4 separate regions of the Homo sapiens genome follow, and regions 2, 3 and 4 are each linked to region 1. Evidence: read pairs that join two places in POLR2A ChIA-PET (ENCODE). Cell type or tissue: OCI-LY7. All regions are shown on one strand.

The links. ChIA-PET counts read pairs that join two places held together with the same protein. Peaks named below come from ENCODE experiments on the same cell type or tissue, not always from the same donor. Only the 100,000 strongest peaks of a DNase experiment are listed, where the experiment ranks them.
Region 2: POLR2A ChIA-PET joins it to region 1 with 6 read pairs; 2 of 35 experiments call an interaction of 5 or more read pairs at or near these places.
Region 3: POLR2A ChIA-PET joins it to region 1 with 7 read pairs; 3 of 35 experiments call an interaction of 5 or more read pairs at or near these places.
Region 4: POLR2A ChIA-PET joins it to region 1 with 12 read pairs; 1 of 35 experiments calls an interaction of 5 or more read pairs at or near these places.

What each region holds. Positions count from the first base shown.
Region 1 is chr2:181,410,264-181,412,763 of GRCh38, reverse strand. No RefSeq gene overlaps it. Among named protein-coding and RNA genes, the nearest start is that of ITGA4, 46 kb to the left of the region's middle. RefSeq lists enhancers at 916-1,185, 1,196-1,345. In OCI-LY7, a CTCF peak has its summit at 1,186; a DNase peak (open chromatin) is centred at 1,513; H3K4me3 peaks cover 1,070 bases; H3K27ac peaks cover 2,090 bases.
Region 2 is chr2:181,145,942-181,148,441 of GRCh38, reverse strand. The region is part of intron 1 of LINC01934 (long intergenic non-protein coding RNA 1934); the gene reads right to left. Among named protein-coding and RNA genes, the nearest start is that of LINC01934, 23 kb to the right of the region's middle. In OCI-LY7, no CTCF peak of the experiment used is centred here; no DNase peak of the experiment used is centred here.
Region 3 is chr2:181,347,668-181,350,167 of GRCh38, reverse strand. The region is part of intron 3 of LINC01934 (long intergenic non-protein coding RNA 1934); the gene reads right to left. Among named protein-coding and RNA genes, the nearest start is that of MIR4437, 43 kb to the right of the region's middle. In OCI-LY7, no CTCF peak of the experiment used is centred here; no DNase peak of the experiment used is centred here.
Region 4 is chr2:181,177,526-181,180,025 of GRCh38, reverse strand. The region is part of intron 1 of LINC01934 (long intergenic non-protein coding RNA 1934); the gene reads right to left. Among named protein-coding and RNA genes, the nearest start is that of LINC01934, 55 kb to the right of the region's middle. In OCI-LY7, CTCF peaks have their summits at 795 and 1,002; a DNase peak (open chromatin) is centred at 1,045.

The DNA.
Region 1 (2,500 bases):
TAATGGTGTTCTCTGTATTTCCTGAATTTGCATGTTGGCCTGCCTTGCTAGGTTGGGGAAGTTCTCCTGGATAATATCCTGAAGTGTGTTTTCCAGTTTATTTCCATTCTCCCTGTCTCCTTCTGGTATTCCAATCAATCATAGGTTCAGTCTTTTTATGAAGTCCCATATTTCTTGGAGGCTTTGTTCATTCCTTTTCATTCTTTTTTCTCTATTCTTGTCTGCCTGTCTTATTTCAGTAAGGTGGCCTTCAAACTTTGATATCTTTCATTCCACTTGTTTGATTTGGCTGCTGATACTTTTGTATGCTTCACAAAGTTCTCGTGCTGTGTTTTTCAGGCTCCATCATGCCATTTATATACCTCTCTAAACTGGATATTCTAGTTAGCATTTCCTCTAATATTTTGTCAAGGTTTTTAGCTTCTTGCATTGGGTTAGAATGTGTTCCTTTAGCTCATCGTAGTTTTTTATTACCCATCTGAAACCTACTTCTGTCTATTCATCAATCTGATCCTCTGTCCAGTTCTTCACCCTTGATGGAGAGACACTGCAATCATTTGGAGAAGACACACTCTGGCCTTTTGGGTTTTCAGCATTTTTTGTTGTTGTTGTTGTTGATTCTTTCTCATCTTCGTGAGTTTGTCTAGTTTTGGTCTTTGAGGCTGCCGACCTTTGGATAGGGTTTTATGGGGGCCTCTTTGTTGTCGTTGTTGCTGATGATGATGCTGTTGGTGTCACTTTCTGCTTGTTTGTTTTTCTGTCAATAGTTAGGTCTCTCTTCTGTAGGGCTGCTGCCATTTGCTGGAAGTTCATTTCAGGCCTTATTCATCTGATTTGCTCCCAAGCCTGCAGATGTCACTCAAGGAGGCTGGAGAGCAGCAAAGATGGGTGCCTGCTCTTTCTTCTGGGACCTCTGACCTCAAGGGGCACCAACCTGATGCCAGTAGGATTGCTCCTATATAGGATGTCTGACAACCCCCATTGGAGGGCCTCACCCAGTTGGGTGACATTGGGAGCAGGACCCATTTAACCAAGCACTTTGTCCCTTGGTGGAGAGGGTGTGTTTCACTGGGGGAAACCCCACTGGTCTGCCTGGATTTCCCAGAACTACCAGGAGGGGAGGCTAAGTCTGCTGGTCCACAGAGACTGTGACCACCCATCCCCCTGGGGGCTCAGGCCCAGGGAGACCTGAATTCTGTCCCTGAGACTCTGGCTGAAGTTATTGGAGATCCTGCAGGGAATCCTCCCCCAGCTGAAGAAGGATGGGTCAGGGTTAGACCTGAAGAGGCACTCTGGTTGCAGACTGCCACAGCCGGTGTGTTGGGCTGTGGGGAAAAGTCTTGGGACCCCATCCAGCCTCCGTGGCTCCAGCAGAGGAAAAGCATAGCCTGGAGCTATAGAAATGGGTGCCACCCTTCCCCCACCCAGGGAGCTTAGTGTGTTAGGCAGTTGCAAGTCCCAATGCTGGTTGCTGCCCCTCCCCCAAGGAGCTCAATGAGCTTAGACAGAAGGCAGCTGCAGCTGGTGCTGGTCGCCACTCCCCCTGGGGAGTTCAGTAGGCTTAAGCAGTTTCCAGCTGAGAGGCTGTAAGAATCTGTGCTGTTCCGGGTTTGGGATGCTAGGCCCTGGTAGCGTTGGTTTGCAAGTGGGATCTTCTGATCTGTGGGCTGCACAGTTCTGTGGAAAAGGCAGTTTCCCCAGCTGTGTAGCAGGCTCACTCACCACCTCCCTTGGCTGGGGGGAGGGGGTTACACTTCCCTGTGTGGCTCTCAGGTGGGCTGCCACACCACACTGCTCTTCCTTCTCTCCGTGGGTCATGCCAGTCTTCTACTCAATTTTGATGAGGGAACCTGGATACCTTTGTTGCCGGTGAAGGATTCACACGCTTATTATGGTTTTTTCCTATGAGAGCCTCCCAATGGCGCTGCTTCTAGTCGGCTATCTTGGTCCTGCCCCCTGTAATTAGAATTTCTATCAATTTTATCTAAAGTATTTCTCAGTCTCATCCCATTTCTTTCCTGCTAGAATCGTGACAGGCACAAGGGTAATCTATGACTTGGTGAAAGTCTTTTCACAGGTGTGATGGAGGTAGAAGCTACATTATAGACAAACCAAGGCATAAATGGGAGACAAGGAAAAGAAAATAGCAAGTAGACTATTCTTTCAAAAAAGTTAGCTAGTAAAGGTTGAAGAGAGAAGGGGTAGCATCCACAAAGAAACACCCAGAGATGAAGATTTGATCATTTCATTTGACGATTTCATTATTTGTGCATATAACTCAGTAGAGAAAGACAGATTGAGGATGGTAGGAAAGGAGGCTAGCAATGGATGCATGGTCCCCTAGGAAGGTGAAAGAAAATAGTTTCCCCTAACAGAAAGTCTAGTGTTAGACAGAAGAGACCCTTATCCACAGTCACAGGAGGAAAGTGTGTTTGGGTATGCAGGGAAATCCGAATACAACAATGAGATTATTCTGCTTTGATAGCTTCTCTTTTCCATG
Region 2 (2,500 bases), 260 kb after region 1:
CTCCAAGTATTTTCCATTCATCATTGGTGGAACGCAGGGATGTGGAACACCTGCACACGAAAGGCTGACTGTGTGTGTGTGTGTGTGTGTGTGTGTGTGTGTGTAACAGAAATATATTGAGAGAGACTTTTTCTTGAGAGAGGACTTTTTAGGAGTCTTCTCTTCTCATACTAAACCCACAGAGGGAGCAATTTTAACCTTAGACTTTTACTAGACTTTGTTGAAAATAAAAACATTTTCTCACCCATGACTACTCAATAAATCAGAAAACGTTTATTTAAATCTTTAATTTCTGTAAAACTAGACTTCAATTTAACCACTTAGCCTTTCTAGATTATATTTCCCTGTTCCTACTGGCGGTAGACCAGTTGAAGATAAATGATTTTCTATTTCAATCACACTTGAACATGGTACAGCCAGTAATAATTAGTATAAGAGCAATGCAACTGGATTCTAGTATAAATAAAATAAAATATCTCCACTTTATTTCATTTCCTTTAGGCTTTCTTGCAGAATTTAGTGAATCAATTATTAAATATTAGTATCACTCATTGAGTTAGATAATCTACTATCTTCATTATTCTGGTCTTAACCTATTCACTCTCTTTGCCTGGACTGGTTTTTCATAGAGACACAACATAAATTGGCTGGCTAGATTTAAAGCTCTTCACCTTTAGGTATTTTCTTTACTATTCTTTTAAAAATATAATCCTTGCAAATTTAGACACCACAGAAAACTGTTATTTGCCTCATAATAGCCTCTTCAGTGTGTTTCACAGTCTTTTGTGGAAAATAATGACATAATGATAGTGTTCTCAAACCTATATTTCTACTTGATAAACTAGCAATTATATGATTAAAGCATTTTTAGAAACTCACATTAAGTATATGATACTCTAGAAACCAGTCCATCATGTAATTACACAGTCAGGGGAGAAATAATTTACATAACTAAAAACCATTTGAAACGCTGTTTCAAATCAAGACCAGTATGTGATTTTTTAATGAATAAAAATTTAAGAAATATTAAATTATACATATAACACACTTTAATGTTGATTGGAACTACACATTTTATATTTTATAAGTTGGGTTTAAACTATTATATTATAAAAGATTTTACTAAAGGGATTGGTAAAAAGAAGCTGTTAAACTCTATTGGAAACAAGTGTTAATGTGCTGAATACATTAGGATGAACCCAGATAAACCTGATGATTTCTCTTTAAATAAAACATATGCTTACTGAGAACAGAGGCAGGCAATGCTTAGGCATTTGAGCTCTGTAATGCACACAAATTTGCCAACGATTTTTCTTAGCTATATATTAAAGACTAATTTAACTAGAGCTTTGTGATTTGCTTGAATATCAAATCATTACACCAGCATTGTGCTGAGTTGTAAGAGATATAAATATATTTATACACATCATTTATGAGTCTTTTTAAGAAAGAAAAATAAAATATATTTATATCGAGTTACAGCTATAAAAAAAATCTATCTCTTTAAGGATACACAAGAAACCTACAGCACACATTACCTGTTTGTGGCCATGATGGGGAAGAATGTGTGAAAATTAAACAGCGGGATGGGAAGGAAAGAAGGCTTTTCACAGATATCTATATACTTTCTGGGTTTTGACTCATTTGAATATATTACCTACTCAAAAACTATGTCAATCATAAAAATGAAAGAAAGAAGCTTGGTCCCTGTGTGGAATAGGGACTGTGAGCTAGGTCAAGTATATTCTTTGCTAAGATACAAGGTGAGCTTTAAGAGTGAAAGGCACCAAAGTTAGATGCCCCTTGTTACTGGTGTATTCCACCACTACACTCCTCAGTGGCATTGGCTTGTATGTTTTCTAACTCAAGAGTAATAGGAAAACATGCCATATTTTATGTTATAATTATAGCAACATGGCAGAGTCAGGCCACCACAGGAAACTTGGGTATCCATGCCTGGTGATCAGCATAATAATACGTACTTTTGACAGTTTTTCACACAGATGGTGAGGAAACCAGTCATGGCCAACAACTAAGTACCACCATTCTATGTAATGCTTAACCTCAGCCCTCAGTAACGTCATTGGGACACCCATTCTCAAAACCTCTGCCATTTAAAGCACTACAAAGGGCTGAGAATAAAAATAAAGACAGCTAACAAAGTACACCCACAACATAACAACCATGCTGATCTCACCAAACTTATGTGCAATTATCTGGTTCTTCTAGATCTACACTTCCTGAGTCATTCATTTTGTGACTATGCTGGTATTTGGAAACAAGGTAAAAGAATTGTTAATTTGTGAGCTCTTGTATAAACGATAAATATGATTGAGAAACCATGTAACAGTAGTGTAAAGCTTCACAAATCCACCATACATAAGATGCTGTGGCTGCACTACAGCAATGGTAGGTAGTAAGAGATGACAACTTGCTAGCAGCCCTCGCTTGCTCTCCATGCCTCCTCGGCCTGGGTGTCCACTCTGGCCACACTGGAGGA
Region 3 (2,500 bases), 63 kb after region 1:
CATTTTAATCTATTTTCACCTTGTCTGTTGAAGCCCCTGTATCTGCTTCATCACTGGGCCCACCTAGACTTAGTATGTTACATATATAGTTCTAATGATTTATTTTAAGCTGTACTGTATGTGGCGAGTTATTTATGTTAAATAATCAGAATAAAACAGTAAAATATAAAACACTGCTAGAATTGTATTCCAGCTATCTTATGTTCTATTTCTGATAGTTACACTAAAGAGAATTGTGTAAATTATCCTCCTGGTTCTCCTCCCTGAGGTCAACTTCAAAAGGTTAAGGATATACTCATAGTAGTATAGTTGTCCACAATAAATTCTGTCTACAAAAGGGGCTGAGTGTGTGCTACCTAAATGTTGGTGTGTGGTGTGAGAGTGACCTTGACCATGTGTGTAAGCAATTATTATTATTATTATTATTTTTGTCAGCGCACTAAAACTTTTGCTGGTCTCACAGTAATCATATTCTCATCTGTTTATGTCCACAATGGCAGGATATTTGACACCCAGAGCCAAAGTGGGAGGGACTGAGCACAGATTGAGCAGAGGTTTTGGTGGCAGAGGAGCTTGCTGCCTGAGTCCCCTCTGCCTCCTTTTAGCCCCAACTACTCACAGCAGTCCTAGAAAAGCTAAGGCAAAGAGTAGAGGAAGATATAGGATTCCCCACTCTCTTCTGTCTATCCATTCTTTAATTTAAAAAAAAATATTCATTGATTATCTACTTTGGGCTGAGGCCATAGCATGAGTTAAAAAACTTCTGCCATGAACCTTGACTGCATATCGTTTATAATTGAGTGGTGGTGACAAATATAAAATGAATCATTATAGGAGTCATTATACCATTATAATTGTGTCAAGTGCTACAAGGTGAAAGTGCAGAGTGCTATAGGAAAGCAAGGATAGAGTGCTATGCTTAAGCAGCAACCTGTTCCCCAGAACAGAAGAAAATAGAGGCAGTTTTGTTTAAGCATAATGATTGTCAGAATAAGTGATAAAATTTTATTTTCTTAGAATAAGTGTGATATAGGTAAAATTATAACAATGGCAAAAAATTTAGAAAACTGGTGGCTATTTAATAAACTATGCACAAAATCTTGTTATTCTAAAGGATGACAAGGAATCCATGGAATTTCCCCCTATAATCTTTTAATAGTACATATTCCACACAAAAGAAGGAATTTTCATCTGAAATCTTATGCACCTGTGTGGCTAGTCAATTATTCACAAAACATCATGGATCTGATATATATTTTCCCTACTTAATTTTGTTAGTCAATTTGTAATGCTAAATAAAATATGCACGAGAACCTTAAATTTAGCATGGCAGATATTTTCTGAACATTCACTTATTCACTTACTGTGGGCTATTTAGAAAAATCAGATGTGCACACTGATCATCTTAGCACATGTCCATCTGTCATCTAGAATTGCCAATAAATATATTGTTTAAATAGTTGTGGTTAAGAATAGAGACCCTGAGAATGAGAGAAGCTAGGAGTAGGTTATATAAATAGTCACAGAGCTACACCAAGATAACTTCCAGGTCAGCCACAAAATTATAATGACAGGAGTAGCCCTTGATTATTTGTTCATTTGCTCCATTTCTATGGATTCTTGAGGTACATCTTGTTGTATATTATTTCTAAATAAATGAGAAAAGGGGAAGTTAGTAAATGCACATCACTGGAACCAACTTAATCTCAGAAAAAAAAAAACTCTGAGTATAAAAAAAAGTCTTTTTTTTTTTTTTTTTTTTGTAGAGCAGTTTTAGGTTGAAAGCAAAACTGAGAGGAAGGTACAGAAATTTGTCACATACTCCCTGTCCCCACCCATGCATAGCCTCCCCCATTATCAACATCCCCCACCAGAGTGGTATGTTTGTTACAATTGATGAAAATACACTGACACATCATTATCACCTAAAGTCCATATTTTAAATGTGCACAGTCACACAGGATGCATGTTTAGACAAATGTATAAGAATGACATGTATCCATCATTATACTTCATACAGAGTATTGCCATGGTCTGATAAATCCTCTATGCTCATCCTATTCCTTCCCCAACCCCCAAGTTTTGGTAACCACTGATCTTTTTTATCATCTCCATAGATTTGCTTTTTCCAGAACGTCAGACTGCTGGAGTCATACACGTATTCCTCACTGGCAGATATGTAGCCTTTTCAGATTTCCTTCTTTCAGTTAATGAAAATCGTGTAAGGCTCTTCCATGTCTTTTCGTGGTTTGATAGCTCATTTCTTTTTAGTGCTGAGTATTCTTTCATTATCTTTTTCTGTTTTTTTTTAAATTTTATTTTCCAGTATTCTTTCTACTTTAGTTTTTTTTTTTTTTTTTTAATACTTTAAGTTTTAGGGTCCATGTGCACAATGTGCAGGTTAGTTACATATGTATACATGTGCCATGCTGGTGTGCTGCACCCATTAACTCGTCATCTAGCATTAGGTATATCTCCCAATGCTATCCCTCCCCCCTCC
Region 4 (2,500 bases), 230 kb after region 1:
CTTCCTTCCCAACTGTTGATAAGTTCAAAATCAGATTTGAGTTTCCTCTATATTTAGGTGTTATTTGCAGACAGTGGAGTTTCCAGAGGTGGTCTTGCCTCATGCATCTTATAGTGAGTAGGAGCATAAAAGTATAAACAGCAAATGTACAAGGCAGAGTTAAGCAATGGAGCACAAAAGAGATTACTCAGGAAATGTAAAAGGAAGTGGGATGCCTGGCAGAGAGGATTGAGAGGAGTTTTATGGAGGACATAGAATTTGAGGTAGCGGCCGGGCGCGGTGGCTCACGCCTGTAATCCCAGCACTTTGAGAGGCCAAGGCGGGCGTATTACAAGGTCAGGAGATTGAGACCATCCTGGCTAACACGGTGAAACCCTGTCTCTACTGAAAATACAAAAAAAATTAGCCGAGCGTGGTGGCGGGTGCCTGTAGTCCCACCTACTCAGGAGGCTGAGGCAGGAGAATGGCGTGAACCTGGAGGAGGCAGAGCTTGCAGTGAGCCGAGATCATGCCACTGGACTCCAGCCTGGGTGACAGATCGAGACTCCGTCTCAAAAAAAAAAAAAAAAAGAATTTGAGGTCGATTGTGATGGTAGGTTAAGTTTTCAATAAACTGGATGTAAATAAGGCTTTCCTGGGGATAAGAACTATAAGAACAAAGGCAAAGAGGCAAGACCATGGAAGTCATGATAGGAGAAAGGTGGAGCATGGAACATAAAGCCTATATACAGGGAGTAAGAGACACCTACTACAATACCTAGGGAGTAAATGTCAGACCAGAGCTGAATTGAGCAAATTGATGATTTGTTTGACCTGCTCAGTATTTAGTTTCCTAACTATAATAAGAAGGAGAGAATGAGCAAGAGAAAGAAAGTGGGTGTTTAACAACCAGTATTTAAATATTGGGAGATTACACATACAACTCTAAATGTTTGGCTTCTCGAAAAATCTAAAATTCTGATAGCAATGCTGGGTTTGCATCCCCACATGTCAGTAATCAATGAATTTGAGCAGAAGTAGACCCCTGCAGGTCAGGGAAGGTACTGTGTTGAAGGCCACAGTCCCTAACACTTCCTATTACCTCTGCAAATGTCCGTTGCCTTCTATTTTTATGACTAGGCTGAGTTTTTGTTGTTGTTTTGTAATAAAGATAAACATTTTTCATAAATCTTGCTTCAACAATTCTTAGGTAACTGATTTCAGCAGGTATTTGAGCTTTCTGACCTCCACCGTAAAGGAAAATCAGAAGATATTGAACACCAGCTGGAAGCATTTGTTCTTCATCTGGTAGCTAATGACAAAGCTTTGAAATATTTTGAGGATTTAAGTAACTGATTTAAGACAAGTTTTAAGAAGCATAATCTGAAAAATAGATTTCAAACAAGAATTTTAGTTTCAATTTGCCATTTAGCCAATTACTTCTGCACCTTGTCACATAAGTATGCCTTAGCAAGAATGTCACTAAATCACCCCAGTCCTCTGTTTACTTGATAAGAAAAAGAGGTGAGCAATTTGTAATAAATGACCTCTAACTCTGAGAACTTTCTAGGTCTGACAATTTCTGACCATCTCTATATGTGGATTCTGCAATAGGTATTGTGTTCATGTCACATTCTTTTTTTACACTCCTTTAAATTGTGTGTTTGGAATGAGTAAAAGAGTCTCAACTGCCTTCACAGAAGAACTTGATTTCTGTTAATCTCCCCCAGTGCTAGGTTTCAGAATGACTGCTAAAAATGGAGCCATCAGGTGAAGACAATTTTCCAAGGCTGCTCATTATGTGTGAGTCTAGAGGTTGCCTCCTAAGAACAAGATATACTTTTGAAAAATTTCTAACTAGCCAAAAGAATCACAAAGGGTACCTTTCAGCTGCTTCTTGTACACAGTATAGTTTAAGCCCTTGGCCTTCTCCTTAGTTCCTCAACAGAAGCCAGCATCAACCTGGATTTTGCTATGTTTGTCAGAATTTTCTTATTCAAGCAAGAGCCGGGGCATAAAGTTTCTCCAAAACAGAACCCCAAAGTCCCTTAAATTAGGATATATAATCTGTTTTTGTGGTTCAGTTATAGTTATTGACCAAAACCTTGTTAAAGAGAGGGCAGCACAGGTTGCAGGGCCTGGTCTCTAGCTCCTTTACACATGGTTAGATTCAGCTTGAACAGATTTACACAAAAAACAAAATCATCAGAACTTGTTTTCCCAGGGATACATTGATTGCTGTTTTGAACTTAATTCTTATTCTCTTAGTATACTGAAAAGTGGCTTGTGGTAAGAAAAAAATGGATATTTGTCAACAATATTTTTATAATTTTAAAGTTGAGGAGTTGAAAATATATTTTGAAATATTTAAACTAAACAAGTTAAATTTTGACTAATTTTAGAATATACATTCATAGGACAAAGCTCTATTCTCTTTGGCTCCCACCACAAAAATGTTCACAATCCACAATGTTCCAAAACAAAACCATTCAATATCAGACTCAGAAATCTGCTCTGCTGG